Linked DNA regions of Mus musculus: region 2 is linked to region 1. Evidence: chromatin loops called from intact Hi-C (ENCODE). Cell type or tissue: left cerebral cortex. All regions are shown on one strand. Each heading gives the region's core, and the rest is flanking DNA. Links, peaks and the distances in the headings are about the cores only. Region 1 overlaps Fam76b (family with sequence similarity 76, member B). Region 2 has its middle 27 kb from the start of Gm34156.

Region 1 (8,805 bases), core at 625-8,624:
TTCCTGTAGGAAGCCCTGACTAGTTGACCCTATCTTTAATGACTGCCTGTGGCTATAAATTATTTGACATTTGACCTTAGATAATTTGTTTATGTCACTGTTGTGCCTGCACGGGTTGCTATGACCAACACAAAACAGGAAAAGTGACAGAGTATGACACACACTGGAAGCCAGGAAGCTTCTACTTTTGTTTTCTGGACAAGTCAACCATTACATGAAAATCAAACTACATGAAAAGACCTCACGTAGGAATTCTAATTGGCAGTCCCATCAGAACCAAGTCCTAATGCCACCCCAATAGCTTCTATGCCTGTGTAAAGATGCTTCTAGGTGATTCTGTCTTTTGTTATTGGGTGTCTTAGTCAGGGTTTCTATTCCTGCACAAACATCATGACCAAGAAGCAAGTTGGGAGGAAAGGGTTTATTTGGCTTACACTTCCACACTGCTGCTCATCACCAAAGGAAGTCAGGACTGGAACTCAAGCAGGTCAGGAAGCAAGAGCTGATGCAGAGGCCATGGAGGGATGTTCTTTACTGGCTTGCCTCACCTGGCTTGCTCAGCCTGCTCTCTTATAGAGCCCAAGATTACCAGCCCAGAGATGGTCCCACCCACAAGGGGCCTTTCCCCCTTGATCACTAATTGAGAAAATGCCTTACAGTTGGATCTCATGGAGGCATTTCCTCAACTGAAGCTCCTTTCTCTGTGGTAACTCCAGCTGTGTCAAGTTGACACAAAACTTGCCAGTACACTGGGTTTGCTCCAGATGCCTCACAGCTCCCCACTGAGCCTGTAGCTGTTGTGAAGCAAGTAGAAGCCATCCTAGCTTGGGCTGTATGGAAGAGCATGAAGCCCGAACACAGGCCTGGGAAACCATGAGCACAATAAAGTGCTTTGTCTTGTGTGTCATATTTACGGCAGCTTGATAATGCATTAACAACCTCTCTAGTTCCTGCCTTGCCTGCTGTGCTTACAGGATTAAAATCCCTCCACACTTATGACTCAACACAACACACTGAGTAACTCTAGTTTAGCTGAGAGTTCAGATAAGTAAACTTAGAGATCTCACCATCTCTTTGTAAAATGTAATGGCATTCCCATCTCTCCCATGTTGACTCACTCTGGCCTTCAGCCATGTCTGTCATCATTAATTGCAGAGTGTCTTGAGTTAATTATTCTAGTGAGCAAGACTCCAGATAGCTACCTTGATAGGTTCCAAATAGTTTAAGACTTCATCAGTCTTTCATCCAGCTCATCCTTCCATCTTTCCTGGGTCCTGCACTCTACAGTAGCTGCATCCCTGCCGTTCCCCTCTGCAGCATCTTATCTCAGCTCTACCTCCACTCTCTCTCTTCTAAAGTATTTATTGGCATCTCCTATCTGCCATCATGCCTGGGAAAGTGGCTGAGGGCCTGTGTTTGTTCTGTGTGGGACTTCCATGACGCCCCCCGCTCCCTGGCGGCCTCTCACTTCAGCCATACTTAGGCTTTTGGGGCCTTGCTGTAGGCTGTGGAATGCTCTTCTCAGCTTCAGTCCTGGTCTTCATTCCCACCCTCCGAGGGTCCTTATGCTGAGGTGCTGAGTCTTGCAAGGTGTCTGTGGAGGTGAACTCATGCTGATCCCCACTTGTAAAACTCTTTGAGCCTGCTAATGACAGCTAACATACTTCACACACTGGTGAGAATCCAGTTTGCATTGTGCTGACAACAAAAGTACCAAAGTACATCTGAGAGCCAGTTGTGTCTTTTACAAATTCAGAAAGGCTAGCTTTTTACTACCAGTCTGTAACTCACTGGTACAATGCTGGACTAGTGCATATAAAGCCCTGGGCTCAATCCCAGGCACAGCAGAAAAAGGGCTTGATTTCTGGTCCATGCTGTCAAATGAAAATGCGAGTAGAAATGCATATAAAGAAGGTTAAGATCAACATTCAAAGCCATTAGGAAGTTTCCAGTGGATGAGTGAAAAGAACTCCAGCTCTGGGTGTGCCCCTGGAAGCCAGGGACAGGAACACTCAGCTTAAACAGCCCATGGTCCTCAGTTCCACTGGTACTTACTAAATACGGCAACAACGTGTTCTGCGTGTCTTCTTAGGTACTGAGCTACTTCATTGTTCAGTGACTTTCTAAGACCCATCACATCTGCCGCTCGGCCCTGAAGGAACTGTGGGTGGTAATGCTGGGCAGGATATCCAGTTTCACAGCCAGAGATAGAGAAGCTCTGTGTGATGCTCCCACAACCTAAGCTGGCATTTGCAACTACTCTGGCATGGTGAGGTTGCTACTCTTTCTGAAAGGGTTTGTTTGTTTGCTTAGTGTTTTATCTGTGTGTGTGTCTGTCTGAACACACACACACACACACACACACACACACACACACACACACACACACACATCTCCATGTGGAGTCCTGTGGAGGCCAGAAGAGGGCATCAGATTTCCTGCAGCTATAGAACAGGGGAGTAAGTGAGCTGCCCAGAGTGCATTCTGGGAGCCATACTCTGGTCCTTTGGGGGAGCTGCAAGGACTCTGAGCATTTCACCAGCACTAATTTAAAAATTTTAATATTGTTTTGCATATAGATTTCAAACATTAAAGTTCACTTTAGTTTTTGATACTGTCTACACTATAAGCTGCACAGCATTCATAAACTATTCTTTAAAATTGTGCATACTCTTCCATAAAAAGTCAGATAGCACCACAGATCAACAAATGCCAAGCCTACTGAACAGTCAGATCACACCATGTTCCCATTTCTGTTTCCTAAAATGGTCTATTTTTCTTGAAAATGTCAAGTGCTTAATAATAGACACATCAGGATAATGACTTACATTTCACAGAGTATGACATTGTTGTGTGACAAGACATTTTCTGGAGAGACACACATCTAATCACCCCAGATAAGAAACCCATGACAGACCAAGGTGGAGTTACAGGAATATGGGTGAGGGCATGGTGGCATACACCTGTAACCTCAGTGTGTAGAAGGTAGAAGCCGCAGAATCAGTAGTTTAATGTCATTCTTGCCTACAGTGAGTTCAAGGCCAATAACCTGAACTGCCTCAAAACAAAGTAAAACTTAATAATACTGCTCTAAGTCTCCTTGCTTTGGTACAAGCCAAGCCAAAATAGTAAAATGAAGAGAGATGGCAGATGCTCTAGCTGGAGAAGGGCTGTGGCTATTGGCAGGATGCTAGTTGGTAGGCTAAGAAACCTTTGGAAACATTTGAAGAGATGTGTGAACTAACATTGTAGGAATATGTGTATACATATCACTTATAAAAATATATAAGACTGAAAGTCACGAGGTACCAAGACACACTAGACATTAGACAGCAAAGGGCCTTAGCTCCATCTTCACATCTGGCCCACCCCTTATTTCGAGTTTAACTCACTATCTTCCAGAAATCTAAGTTATCCATTGAACAAGCTGTAACATGCCAGGAGCATTGTTCAGAGCGCTAACACACTAGAACATTTGCTACAGTATGCCTATACACTGGACATTTACTCAAAAAAGGTTAAGATTTCATCTGAGAAAACTGACATGCTTATCCTGGCCCATAGTTGATAGGTTTTCACATAGCAAAGGAGGCACAGTCATTTGGGCTGCATTAAAAATCAACAACACAAGAAGAATTTGCAACAGAAGCCCAGTCTGTAAGATTCCTGGTTTCTAAGGCTGTCTTATTAGCAATGCCTAAGGGAAGCTTTACCATATAGAGAAAAGCAAAAACAAGAAACAAGCATAAGACAATGACCCTTTAAGAACCATCTACGGCAGTGGCCCTCGCCTTCCTATTGCTGTGTTCATTTAATACAGTTCCTCATGCTGTGGTGATCTCCCAACCAATAGAATTATCTCACGGCTACTTCATAACTGTCTTTTTTGCCGTTGTGAAATTGTAATGTAAATATTTAATATGCAGGACGGTCTTAGGTGACCGCTGTGCCCAGGGTCATCCAACCCTCAAAGGTTGAATGACTCCCTCCCTATAGGTTGAGAATCGTTCATCTAACTCAAGCAACAGCTTGATTCAAAGCATGCCACTTCTCATGCAGAGGGCACTGGGAGCATGGGAGCATCTTCTTGGCTGCCCAAGCTGTGTGTTGGATGGCACTAGGCTGCATCCACAGAAAAGCACAGTGATGCACACTATCCATGCCACACTTCCACAGAGCATACTGCCTTTGCTGGAGATGGCAACTTCTAATTCAGGTCTGCTAGGTCCTGGGTTTCCCTCCAGCACAATAAGAACAGGGATATTTGGGTGTACATAAAGGACAAAAATACACACTGTACTCTAAGCATTAGTGGGACCACTGGAAGTGAAATAAATGTTCAAATATTGTGTGATTTTTAAAAAAATTTACTTATTAATTATATGTAATTACACTGTAGCTATCTTCAGACACTCCAGAAGAGGGCATCAGATGTCGTGACAGATGGTTGTGAGCCACCATGTGGTTGCTGGGATTTGAACTCAGGACCTTTGGAAGAGCAGTCGGTGCTCTTACCTGCTGAGCCATCTCACCAGCCCCAGTGTGATGTTCTTAAAGAAATTTTAAAAATACTAACTCTGAATTCAAAAGCACTTCAACCAAAGAGAAAATGATACTTTCAAAGTCACTTTTATTGAGCTAATCAGTTGACTTGATTGGGAGTTGGGGGATATGATGGAATTATCCAAATTTAACCATTTCTGGAAACACACTCTCATGTATAAGAAAACATTCAACTATAAATTCACTAGGCTGGCGATGACTCAGCTTTTAAAGGCTAGGCTCACAACCAAAAACTAGGCTTGCTCTTACTGAAGCAGGTCCTAGGGCTGGTCTGGCTGAGAAGGAAACCACTGCATAGATAGCATGGTTTGGTAGCAGAGCCCTCCCTCTGGTGGACATTGGTAGGAATTTTCAGAAAGCTTAAAATGGCTCCAGGATTCATTGCGTGACCTGTAATTTTATACAAGTTGTTTTAAAGTCAAGGTGTTTGGGCTATTGGGCAGCTGAAATGTAAACCCATTCTGGGGGTTTCCAGTTAGAGGTGTTTGTATTTATCTCTTTGAAATCCTTCTGCTGGATTTCCAAGGGATGACTGCAGAAAGGGGGAGGGGGCGTTCGCGGGGTGGGGGTGGGGGTGTAGTTAGACCATGCCTGAGATATGAGAAGACAACTAACTCCCTTGACTTGCCACTATCTGAAGATGTGATGAGAAACCACTACCTGAGAATGGGCGCTCTCTCCACAAGTGGAATCAGCCAGCGCCTTCATCATGTACATGGCCTGTAAAACCATGAGAATCAGTGTTGTTAACAGGCCACCAATTTAAGGTACACTAATTTAAGGTTGAGATCAGATCTCAACCTGAGCTTGCAGCTACCTTTCCTAACAGCCCTTCGTTATGCAGGCGTGCAGCTACCGTTACTAACAGCTCTTGGTTGTGGAGGCTTTGTTTGCTGGAATGTGGGAAGGAGACCAATCTTTATTCCCTTGATCCCCAGAGCAGGCCCTCTCCAACCCTAGCTGTCCTGATTGTCCAAAAACACTGGAGACATTACTCTCAGAAATGATGACAGTGAAGTGTCACCAGAGGAAATGGAAGGGGATGGGGAGAGTAGTTAAATTCTGGTTATGTTATGAAGTTAGGGCTGGAAGAAATTTTGAAAGAACGGTCAGAGTGTGAGAAAGAGTCCGGGACAGTACTGAAGATTTGAGCCCCAACAAATTGAATTGTTTCCATCTAGGGTGAGAACATCAAGAGGGGCTTCCACTTGGACTGTTTGGGTACTTCTAAGCACTAGGACACAACTTTGGACATTAAATTTAAGAGGCTTAGGCTGGCAAGATAGTTCAATAGGAAAAGGTGCTTGCCACCAAACCTGACAACCTGAGTTCAAATCCTAGGGCTCACATTGGAGAGGCACACACACACACACACACACACACACACACACACAGGTTAAAATAGTAAAATATGTTTAAGAGGCTTAGACAACTAAATGGAGCTGCCAGCCAAGTTGCACTGAATACAGTATGAATAGGAAGGTAGATCTGATCTATTGTACGTTTATGCAGCACTAGACTTACAGATAACACTTAATGAACTAGAAAATGAGTATTGTTTTTAAAATTTAAAAGGAAACAGGATGGAAGCTCGAACAAAGGGATAAAAGGGGGAACAAGTACAGAAACAAGGCAGGAGTCACAGCAAGTGTGGAAAGCTGAACTTTTGCAGTTTACAGAACACAGTTGCATCATATTTCCTTTGGTAATTCCATCTTTTGCAGACTCTGCACTCCCTGCAACAATCTGATGCTTGCAGATCTTTGCACACTTTTGACTCCTCACAGTGACCTGGCACATGGCACATGAAAGTGATTGCCTGTGCTCTACCGCAGATCTCAAGTCCAGCCCTATACTTTTTTATAGCAGTGATTCCCTCTACTATGATCGAGAAACAGGAACCAAATTACACTGCAGCATGATGATGGCCACTACTCAGACATGAATGGAAGATGAACAGAATCAAGCCGTGGATGTCTTTTTACTTTCTTACTTGAATACTGGTTGTGCGTGTTTTCTTCAGTGAACACATATGTATTGAGTATAATTTCATGGGGGCTGTTGGTGTCAGTGCTTTGTCTTTTTAGTCAGGATCTCATTACATAGCCCAGGCTGGCCTCAAACTTGTGATTTTCCTGCCTCAGTTTCTCAAGTATCAGGACTCCAGGCATAAACAATGCTATTTGTGTAGCTTTATTAAGCTCTATCACAAAAATGGGGCATGCCAGGCATGGTGGTGCACACCTTTAATCCATCCATCTTTTTTCATGAGCTGAATCAAAACCAAGTATTTAATAGGAGTCACAAAGACTTGTAAAGAATAATTGTATCATTACCAATACTGGAAGATAATAAAATAACCAATATTCAAAATCTATTGTGTAAGTTTTATGGTTGTGTTTGTCTGCATTGTAACTACATACATAAATTCACTGACTGTTTCATTCCATTGGTTTATCTTCTGTAACCGTTCATAGTGACATGCTCAGATCAGCTTATCCATCTCACTCAGGCAGACTGAACCAGCTAGGGCGTCCTTGTAATGTTCAGTCCCAGTCATTTCCCTCATAGCTAGGACTTCACTGGGAGGAGGGGAAACCATGATCCTTGCAGTATGCTCAGTGCCTCACCCCAAAATGTCCATAATGGGATTCCTAACTAAACCTGGACACACGGCACTCAGACGAACCTCTGGGGCTTTGCAGATGTAGCTAAGAGTGTGAAGTGGGGAGATTATGCAGACAACAGAATGACACAATATACACTGCAAAGAGCGGAGATTTCAAGAAGTTCATTGGGCTATGAAGGAAGATGATCACCTAGTGAACAGAATGGAACTGAGTGGGAGGAGGCAGGGGCATGACAAGCTCCTCCTATTCATGACTATCCTGCCAACATGGCGATTTCAGACTGAGGCCAAGTTTTGTGGTCCCCAGGACTTAGTATTTGTGCGTGTGTGCACGCAAGCGTGCACACATGTGTTTTTTGCCATCCAAATCACAGTCATTCATTACAGCAGAATCAACACAAAGCTTTCGGCATATTTTATTGTGAAATATTGGCTTAGAAAAAAGTACAAAATGCCAACAGTCAGATGTATACAGGTACAGTATTTTGTTAATCTATACATGTGACCAGCTTAACAGGCTCATCGGAAAATGCATATTTAGACCAATATACTCTAAAAATGACTGTAATATTCACAGGCTATTAATACATGATAAACTGGAGTCTATATGACCCTCACTGGGATATGCTAACTGCAGCAAACAGGCTAAAAGCACAATACAGCACACCATAGTACCTCTGGACAGGTCCACGTTTAAAGAGTATCAATTCATTAGATCAATACACTACAGATCTGGGACTGAGACTCAATCACTAATTTATACAATTGCAAAAAAAATTTAAGTTATAAAATAAAGTTATGGAATAAAGAGTATGTCTGATTAGGGCTGAATACTGTAAAGTCCTAAATTTTAGTTTTAGCCTTGCACTTTACAAAGCTTCACTATTTTAAACTGATTTCCAATTTCCATGTTAGCTAAAAAGGGGAGGAGGGATTCTGTTTCTATCTTCTCCAGCAAGGTATCAGAACTACTGTAGTTCATTTAGAATTATGACTACTGTGGATTGAAAACTGGCCAAGAAACTGTAATCAAACAAAACGTAAAGCAATGTAATAAGGACTTTATGAATGCAGCAGATCCTGCAGACAGGAATCCCCACAGTAAGGCATTGTCTACCAAAGTGGAAAACAGTGAGCGAGCGAGTGTGCTTCTGAGGCCCCAGGACAGCACACAGCTGACTCTTACCAAAGCTGACTAATTCAATCTTACTGTCACTTGAAAATGAGGTCTTTCTGAACTTGTAGATTTCCTTTCACTTGTAGCAAACTACTGTGGGAAGTTTACTAAAACCTGAGTAATTTAAAATGAATTGTTATATGTATTCTTAACACTAATCTTTGATATGAAGACCATATAAACAATTCTCTAAAAATAAACCTTTCAGGACTGATGAAAACAAGTGTAACTGCACATTCCTAAGAGAAAGAAGTCATATGGTGTGGCCAGCAGTGCCTGAAGGTTTAGAATTCACCTTGAAGCCAGAACTAACATCAGAAGCTGATCTGTAATTTCTCAGAATCTATCCCACACTATGTTAACCTTTTATAGACAATTTTATTCTTTTGAGGCAAATTACTTATAAATAGTGTCTGAATCTTACAGATTTCAATTA
Region 2 (8,805 bases), core at 266-8,265, 490 kb before region 1:
CCACTAAGTATGGACTAGGAGATGCCCGATGGGTGTTGAGCAACTTGTACCTTGTAAGTAGATTGCTTTTTAAAAGGTTAGTTTTCACTGACAGAGAACCTTGTTATTCCATTGGCATGAACTATCTCATTTAATTTTTATAACACCCCCAGGAGGCAGCTTTGTGTAACAAACTTTGCCTTAGTAGCTAAAAATTACATATTGCAGATCTTGGTTTGTCAGTTTCTGGGTTCAACGGGGCTATTCTGTTGGGAGGGGGTCTTATGAAATTGCAATCAGATGGTGGCTGGGGCTGTACTCATCTGGAGGCCAGAGCGGTAGAAGCTGCCCGCTGGCATTGTTCACCGCAGCGCCCACACAGCATCTCCAAGAGCATGGGTTTCTCAGCTTCAGTCTAGGTTACCAAAGAGGACATTATAAAAGATCCAGAAACATGGCTTACCTTGTTTGGAGATCCCAGAATACTGTGCTCGGTGCAGTGGAGTGAAGTGGGGCGGCCTCTGTCCATGGATGAATGGCACCATCCTTTCTGTAAAGCATTTAGGGATGGAGAAGTGGATTGGCCACAGGAAGTCATCATTAATGTCTCATTTAGCAGGTAAGGAAACTTCAGGCTGAGGTATCCAGGTTTGATGACTTGTCTAAGTCTACTAAATCTGTACTCCCTCTGCTCTTCTGACTGCTGCAATGTTATGCAAGGAGGAGCTCTCAAACCTCAGTAACAAAGAAGCTGTTTTTTCCAGGGATGCTGTGCATGAACACATACACACAGTACATTAAAAGCCTTATAAAGCAGAGCTATGGGGCTGTAGGAAGTGCTCGGTGGTTAAAGAGTACTGACTGCTCTTCCAAGGGACTACTCTACTCCCGGGACGCACGTGACAGTTCACAGCTTGATAATTTTGGAACTTTGGTAAGAATATGATTTTGTTTTAATCCTAGGTATGGGGTATGAGGGTGCTTCAGATTGTTCATTGCCACAGACTAACCTCTTCCGGGTCTCCTATCTGCGCAGAATGGGTTTCTGGTTGTAGGTGGGCAAAGGAGTCGGCGAGAAGGAGAGGTGACAAACAGACACAACACAAGGGAGTGTGGATCTGAATGTAATTTGTCAAATCGAGTATCAAACTTTTTATATAGAAGAAAATGGGGAAGTTGGGTGACACACCAGCAAGGTACAATGAGGTTACTGGACTCTTACATAAAACAGAGGAATGCAAACAAGGGAGGACTGGCAGGAACCAACTGGGATAAAATTCAATGTTAACTGGAATAAAATTCAATGCTAAGAACTGGGAATCAAAAGCAGCCCCACCTGAGCTGGAGAGATGGCTCAGTGGTTAAGAGCACCCTCTGCTCTTCCAGAGGTCCTGAGTTCAATTCCCAGCAACCACATGGTGGCTCTCAGCCATCTGTAATGGGATCAGATGCACTCTTCTGGTGTGTCTGAAGAGAGCTACAGTGTACTCACATAAAATAAATAAATTAATTAAAAAAAAAAAGCAGCCCACCTAAGGTCCACTTAATCTTAGAAGCCAGGGCTTCATGCCCTTGCCATAGTTCCTATTCTAGTCTATTGTGTAGTCCACCTTCCCCCTAGGCCACTGTAAATACTTGTGTATGGGTGAACTCAGCTATCTATAGTTCTAAGTATCTTACTCTGGCTCCTCCTTAGATCACAAACTTCCTTCCTCCCAGATAATGTAAATTCTTGTGTAGGGCAGTGACTTAGCTATCCACGCCCAGGGTCGGCTCAAGGACTGACTGACTAGGACCAGTGAAGAATCTAACCTAGCTATATGTCAAATAGAGGCACTTATAGTAAAGCAATATTAAGGGAAAGCACACAGATCCGTTTACCGACTAAAGCAAGAACATTGGAGTATTTGTTATACAGGATGCCACGATTCCAGGAGACTAAGTTTCCGTGAACTTTTTGCCTCGGGACAGCACCCAGGTTTTTAGGGCCTGTCACGCTTATCACTGCTGGAGTGTCACTTGTCACTACTGGAGCCTTGTGCTCTAGCAGAGGCATGATTTTGCCAGCTGTAGATAGTTTTTGTGATTGTGTGATATTTGGAATTCTGGGAATTTTTGAGAAGGTATCTAACTGCTAGGACGATGCCGGCCTTCCCTGGACCCCATCCTCCAGTCTGTGTCTGGTCCAGCCTCAGCTTCTTAAGCTGTGGGGAAGCAGAGAAGATGAAAAGAAAACCAAAACTATAGAAATGGCATTAATTTGAAGAACAGATGTTGGCTCACTCAGTCCTCACGAAGGCCTGCTGAGTCTCCCAAATGCTTCAGTGGAGGAAACTGAGGGTTTATGGGTGCAAAGAAATGGGAAAGAGAAGGAAAGGAGAGGGAGACGGGGTGGGGGTGGGGGTCATGTTTATCAGGAAAGGGTGGCAACACGTTCTAAAATGTTCCCAGAACACCTATCCCTCCATCTGCACCCGATTCCCTCGACTCCTCTGTCATTGGTCCCCACTCTACCTCCCTGTCGTCTCTGAAAGCCTGAGGTCCCGAGGCTGGCACACTGTTCCTGGTAGTCATGTTTTGGCCGTGCAGTTCTCTCGGTCTCTCGTGCAAAGAGTTGAGAAGTAAGAGACCACACAGATTTGCTAGAGAAGCAAGATAATGTTGTGTGGAGCAAAGAATCAGTATAGGAAACACACAGAGACTGAGGTTACCAGTGATAGGCAGAAGGCTGATGCCATTCACTGGGCATAGAACTGGAGTTAGGGAACGCCTGCCAGGGCTCTTGGAGGTCTGGGATGGAAAGGGGGTAGTGTCTCGGCGGCTTCCCACCTCAACTCTGGGCACGTGGGAAAATGTGTGTTCATATTTCTATAGCTATGGCTGTATATTATCTACACATCTGTATCTCTCATCTACATCTGCATATGTAGGCTGCGTATCTATTTCAGTATTAGCTGCGTTTATCTATTTTTTGTTGTTGTTGTTGTTCCTAGCTAATTTCTTCAAGCCAGACTGTGCTGTGTTTGAGGCTCCTCTGCTGTTGTTGGCAGCAGACTTTGCACAGAGTTCAGAGCCTGCCTGGGGGCTCGGTTGCTCTGGCTAGTGCTGTCAGCCAAGAGTCAAGGGCTGGCACCTACTCACAGTGCAGGCAAAGCTCCACCCACTTTCCCGGGTGTGACAAGGAAGGGGCTCCCTTCTCCCTCCAGGCAGAAATCTCCCCTAAAGAGAGGGGCTTGGGGCCTGCGACATCCTGGAAGAGGTGGGAGCTCGGGGTGGAGAGGCTAGGGATGAGCCACGGAACTGGCCACGGAGGAGCATCGTCTTCCTTGAAGGCAGAGATTGCAGGGCCTCCCCAAACAATATCCTTGTCAAATTAGAGCCTCCAGTTAAAAATAAAAATGCCAGCAACAGTTCATTTTCCTCAGGAGTAGGCGCTGAATTGTTTGGTGACCTTTACACACAGTGGAGATGTAAAAACCTGCAAATTCAGAGGCCAGAGATGAGAAGGATGGAAACCCTCTGACAGGCTGGCACACACAAGCACACTCCTGCATGTGTTTCTGCACATGCACTCCTGCATGTGTTTCTGCACCCTGTGCAGGAGCTCAGAGTGAGCAGTGTTTGGTTCTGGAAGCCTGCAGCTGCTGAATATACACACAGACTGCTTCTGTATCACACATACACCCGCCTGGAAGCTCGGAGATGCTTGAGTAAAAGACCCTGGATCCCAGCAGGCCTTGGTGGAGAGAGCACCCCTGCTGGGAACTGCACTCTAGACCAGAGTCTTTCTGGGTTCTTCCCTGCTGCTGGGTTCCCCTGGACACCCACAAGGCACTGCAGATCTAGGCCAAAGTATTTGTGCCCAGCTGTGATGAGTGGCCAGGCTGGCTCCTGGTATGTCTGAGGAGGGCAAATTATGTGAGTCCCAGCGTCCTCTGTCCTCCCTGCCCGTTTGCAGCTCTGGAGATAGGTGGCAGGAGTGTGAGATTGAAAGGCTAAGCAAGGCAGGTAGGACAGCTAGCACAAACTCTTTACTCTTTTGTTTTCCTTTTCTTTGGATCAGAGCCTTGGGGCGTAGAGGGTTTCCCAGAAGAAACCCACAACCCTAGTTCTTCAGGATCCTCTGGGCTCCCAGATTCCAGCCTGTGGAGAGCCATGTTGCGTCCCAGGGTGCCTTTCTGCTCAGCCCAGTGTATGCCTGCCCACCCTGAGGGTCCTCACCTTGGCAGCCTAAGAAGGCTGGTGGTGGGAACCACATCAAAGGCTTCTTGCAAATTGCATCTAGAAAGTGCCTCTAGCGTTGGTCCACAGGTCTGCCTGGTGGCAAGCCCTGGGGGAAAGAAGCAAGAAGGCAGTTCTCTCAGCCCAAAAGTTAGGTGTAGCAAAGGTGCAGTTATATTCTTTGTAGCAAAAGAACAGTTTGGCAAGCCGGGCAGTGATGCTGCACACCTTTAATCCCAGCACTTGGGAGGCAGAGGCAGAGGCAGGTGGATTTCTGAGTTCAAGGCCAGCCTGGTCTACAGAGTGAGTTCCAAGACAGCCAGGACTGCACAGAGAAACTCTATCTTGAAAAGCAAAAACAAACAAACAAAAAACCCAAAAACAAACGAACAAAAAACAAACAAACAAACAAACAAAACAACAACAACAAAAGAACAGTTTGGCAGCCTGCTAGTTTCTTCCAAGGTGGCCAGACATCACTTGGAATGCCACAGTGTCCTTTTTACTGTGGAGCGTGAGCAATCCTGTGCCACCTGGGAGCCCCTAGACCATAGGGTTGTTCTCTACACCCTTGAACAGTGAGTGCATTTCCTAGGCTTGCCTGCAGAGGGCATGCTTGTTCCAAGTTTCTAAGTGTGTACCTGGGCATCTCTCCTCCCCTTACCACTGGTGAGGTGGGACTTGGGCATCTTCCAGGTTAAGCTCCATCTCCATCTTTTCTACGTGGTTTCTCTTTCCTCCCCTTCTCAGGTCAGCATGGGGCATCCTTCAGTGGTTGTAACAGGTGATGGTCTCCAAAAGGAAGTTACTGTCCTTGTCACTCACTAGCAGACCTGGTGCAAACTGCCTGTGTGGAGGGGACTGTTCTTCTGTCCCTCCTTACCTTTAAGAACTGTTAATGTTTTAAGTAGCTAAAAAGTCTCCAACAAGAGGAACAGAGAAAATCTGTATGTAGTACATGTGTGCATCCGTGTGTGTGTGTGTGTGTGCATGTGTGTGTGTGTTGCACGTGAGAGTGACTTCCTTTGTGCAGAGTGGAACCTACTATGTTCCAGTTAAGGATACACTATTGGGCCTATGGTCAGATACTGAATGTCAAACTCTGCTGGAAAAATGCAGTTGTCTAGGGCTCCTCAGGCATGGGACAATTTAATGTATGATACAGGCATGGTGGACAGTAGGTTTAATGTGAGATACGGGCATGATGGATGGTAGGTTTAATGTGTGAGTAGCACAGAGCCTTTCTTGGGTATTTGAGGAGCAGATGGAAAAAGCTGAAGGCCTGAGTAGTGATGAGTATGTGTGTGTGTGTGTGTGTGTGTGTGTGTGTGTGTGTGTGTGTGTGTGTGTGTATGTGTGTGTGTGTGTGTGAGAGAGAGAGAGAGAGAGACAGAGACAGAGACAGAGACAGAGAAGGGATTTGAACCATGAGAACAATGCTAGATATAAAAGATCTCCTGAGCCATGCAGTGGTGGCGCACGCCTTTAATCCCAGCACTTGGGAAGGAGAGGCAGAGGCAGGCAGATTTCTGAGTATGAGGCCAGCCTGGTCTACAAAGTGAGTTCCAGGACAGCCAGGGCTACACAGAGAAACCCTGTCTCGAAAAAAACCAAAAACCAAAAACAAAAGATCTCCTGACCCATGATGAGCATGTGTATCGAGAATGTCTTTGAGAAGGATGCGGTGGCCCTAACCAAGATTAAAAAACTTTGAAAAGGAGAGTAAGGGGTTTAATCTGGGAGACTTGTGAAAAGCAACTAAAACCCTTGATAAAGCAATTAGCTGCCTGCAGGGCTGGCTGGAAGTGGAAAGTGAGTCTGTTAGGATACTTATGTGGGGCTGGAAGGACTTTCAAGACCACAGTGATTGGTGGGGAACTTGAGGAAACCCACGCTCTAGTGCAGTGGTTCCCAGTCTGTGGCTCTCCACCCCTTTGGGAGTTGGATTGGACAGCCTGCCTATCAGATATTTACATTACAGTTCACAACAGTAGCAACGTTACAGTTCTGAAGTGGCAATGAAATAATTTCATGGTCAGGGGTCACCACAACATGTGGAACTGTATTAAAGCGCCCCAGCATTCAGCAAGCTGAGAACCACTGCCCTCGAGTTGGTTTACACACCTATTATTTGTGGTTCAAAAGGAACTGTTTAGACATTGTGTAAGCATCACTCCTAAAACTGACATGTAGAAACATTAATGCATTAGAAGGGCAAATCACAAACTGCCTTCTGTTTGGGGAAAAAGCCTGGGTAGTCTATCCCAGAGCCATTAGTATGTAGAGAAACTGGGATTGTCCAAGCCCAAGCCATGTAGGCCAAAGGGCGGTGCTGGCAAAATCGGTATTCTATCACCCTTTGCTCAAAATAACCAGGCAGGCAGTAAGGAAGGGACATGGCTTTCCCAGCATGGGCATGGCAGGTAGCGTGGCCAGGGCTCACTGTTACACTCAGAGATAGGAGTAGAGAGATGTCCTCCTGATCGACTAATAGTAGTCATGGGGGGACAGAAGTCCCTTGTCTAATTCAGGAGTTGCATCTCTGTCTAGGGCTACTGCTTGGCCTGTGCCACAGAACCCTAGTCAGCTGCCTTCAGAACTGCTCACAGCACCCCACCTGCCTACTCCACGGCCGACGGAGCCAACCTCTCAACGCCACTCCATTGGACTTCTTCCTTGATTCATTCCCATTTGTTTGCCATGTCCTACATGGGCAAGGGTTGGTAAAAAGGGAAAATAGATACTCCCTTAAATTAAGACTTTGGGGGGGGGGAGTATTGTATGACCCACACTTACGTATATTTTTAAAATAAAAAATGGAATTTACCTCATATGGAATTCACCTGTCCCTGGGTGTCCTGTATTTATACCTGGGAACCTCCTATGCAGACAACCATTCTAAAACTCCATTTCTATCATTCTGAATTCTTCCAGTGGTCCCTGTTGCCTCTGTAGCTGGAGCCAGGAGCTCAGAACCTTGTAGGTAGTTAACAAAAGATACAGTGTGCGTTTGAAGGAATGGTAGACACAGAACAACCATTTCCCCATCCCAGACATTCATTCACATGTAGATTTTAAAGCTATACAATGAATCTCAAATAAGGAAAACACACACACACACACACACACACACACACACACACACACAGCCACCTCTACATACTTACCCCTCCATACCTCAGCCCCCCACATAAACACACTGCCACCCCAACATAATTTACCCCCACCTCAGCCTCCCACGTATATACACTGTCACCCCCACATACTTATACCTCCCAACTCACCCCCCACATACTTACCAACACACACATCTCTCCCCCTGATACACACTGCCAACCCATATACTTACCCCCACATCTCAGTCCCCCACATACACACACTGCCACCCCCACATACTTATCCTTCCCGCCTTCCCCCTAGCCCCCCCCCCCACTTGTCAGAAGCCTGGGCTAAGCCAAGTCACTTGGATTGTGCTTAGAGACTCTTGTCTGGGCTCTTTCCTCCTTTCCTCTCACTACTGTCCAACATGGACCCTGCCCTGCCCTAGCTTTTCTCTACCCACTGACCATGTTCACCCCTCACAGCCATCTTGCTCCCACGGTAGTGCTCCTGCTATGCAGGCCATCCATGCCCCTCCCTGCACCCTCCCTTTCTGTGGTCAGAGTGCCCTGTCTGTCTAGGGCAGCTTTGATGGTCCTTGAGTCTTTCTCTCCAGCAGTCCTAAGAGGAGCAGCCCTAAGGGACTTGACCATGCCCCACGGCCTCTGTCTTCTATCTTCTTAGTGACAGAGTTAGGTAAGGGTCATGACCCTATCTTGTGCGTTTTTAAATGCCACTTGAAACATTGTTGTCCATGTCATGCTTAGTGTATATTTACCAGGGGTCTGAACACTCACAAGCTCATCAGCTGCAGAGTGGTGACAAAGCATCAGATCAGGGATGCCTCCATCCCAACCCTTCCTGGCAGCAGTTGTCCCCTCCCAACTGTGGTTTCCAGCAGTTTCCAAGTCAGCGTTTTCAACCCAGGTCATTTAAGTGTTGGCTTAAATGATGTTTCATGTAAAGCTGATTAGAACCCAGCTCTGAAGGTTTTTTAAAGTGACACCCTCTGATTTGTTGACCCTCCCAGTGACATTCTGGCTGGTCTGAGCAAGGCAGGCTGCCAGCTCCAAGACTGGTGTGCAGCCAGCTGTGCCTTCAAAGAACTCCCTCTTCAAGGCTTTCTTCTCTCTAGATATCACAGCTGCCTCTGGGAACTCTGTGGCCAGTCTGGGCTCTTCTGCAAGTCTGGTGCTGTCTAAATCCTGCCCCGTTTCTTCTCTTTACATAGCCGTTCTACATTCCACAGGAATATAGCCTTTGTTGTAGCATTGAGCTCAGAGCTCCACAGGATAAACCTGGGGTTCTCAACCAGATAGAATGGAAGTAGTGCTTTTAAAAGCCCACCTCAAAGAGACAATACTAGGCCCAGTGGACAGGACTGCAATGAAGAGACTGGAAACCATGGTCAGAGAGGAGACTGGCATGTGGTCGGGGAAGGCTTCTCCTGGGCTAGGAGTTTTCTTTCAGTCCTCCTGCTTTAGTGTCTGCCAGACAGGACCTGGT

Evidence for each region. A loop is a pair of places that touch in the nucleus more often than their neighbours do. Peaks named below come from ENCODE experiments on the same cell type or tissue, not always from the same donor. Only the 100,000 strongest peaks of a DNase experiment are listed, where the experiment ranks them.
Region 2: a loop joins it to region 1, with 13 times the contacts of the local background. A loop is called at or near these places in 12 of 42 quality-filtered maps.

The regions. Positions count from the first base shown.
Region 1 is chr9:13,845,310-13,854,114 of GRCm38, reverse strand. It overlaps Fam76b (family with sequence similarity 76, member B), which reads right to left. Exons shown (of 10, transcript NM_176836.4): 10 at 7,574-8,805. Among named protein-coding and RNA genes, the nearest start is that of Fam76b, 22 kb to the right of the region's middle. In left cerebral cortex, for the core only: a CTCF peak has its summit at 4,897 (motif pointing left); DNase peaks (open chromatin) are centred at 2,148, 4,860 and 5,301.
Region 2 is chr9:14,338,468-14,347,272 of GRCm38, reverse strand. No RefSeq gene overlaps it. Among named protein-coding and RNA genes, the nearest start is that of Gm34156, 27 kb to the left of the region's middle. In left cerebral cortex, for the core only: a CTCF peak has its summit at 4,805 (motif pointing right); a DNase peak (open chromatin) is centred at 4,821.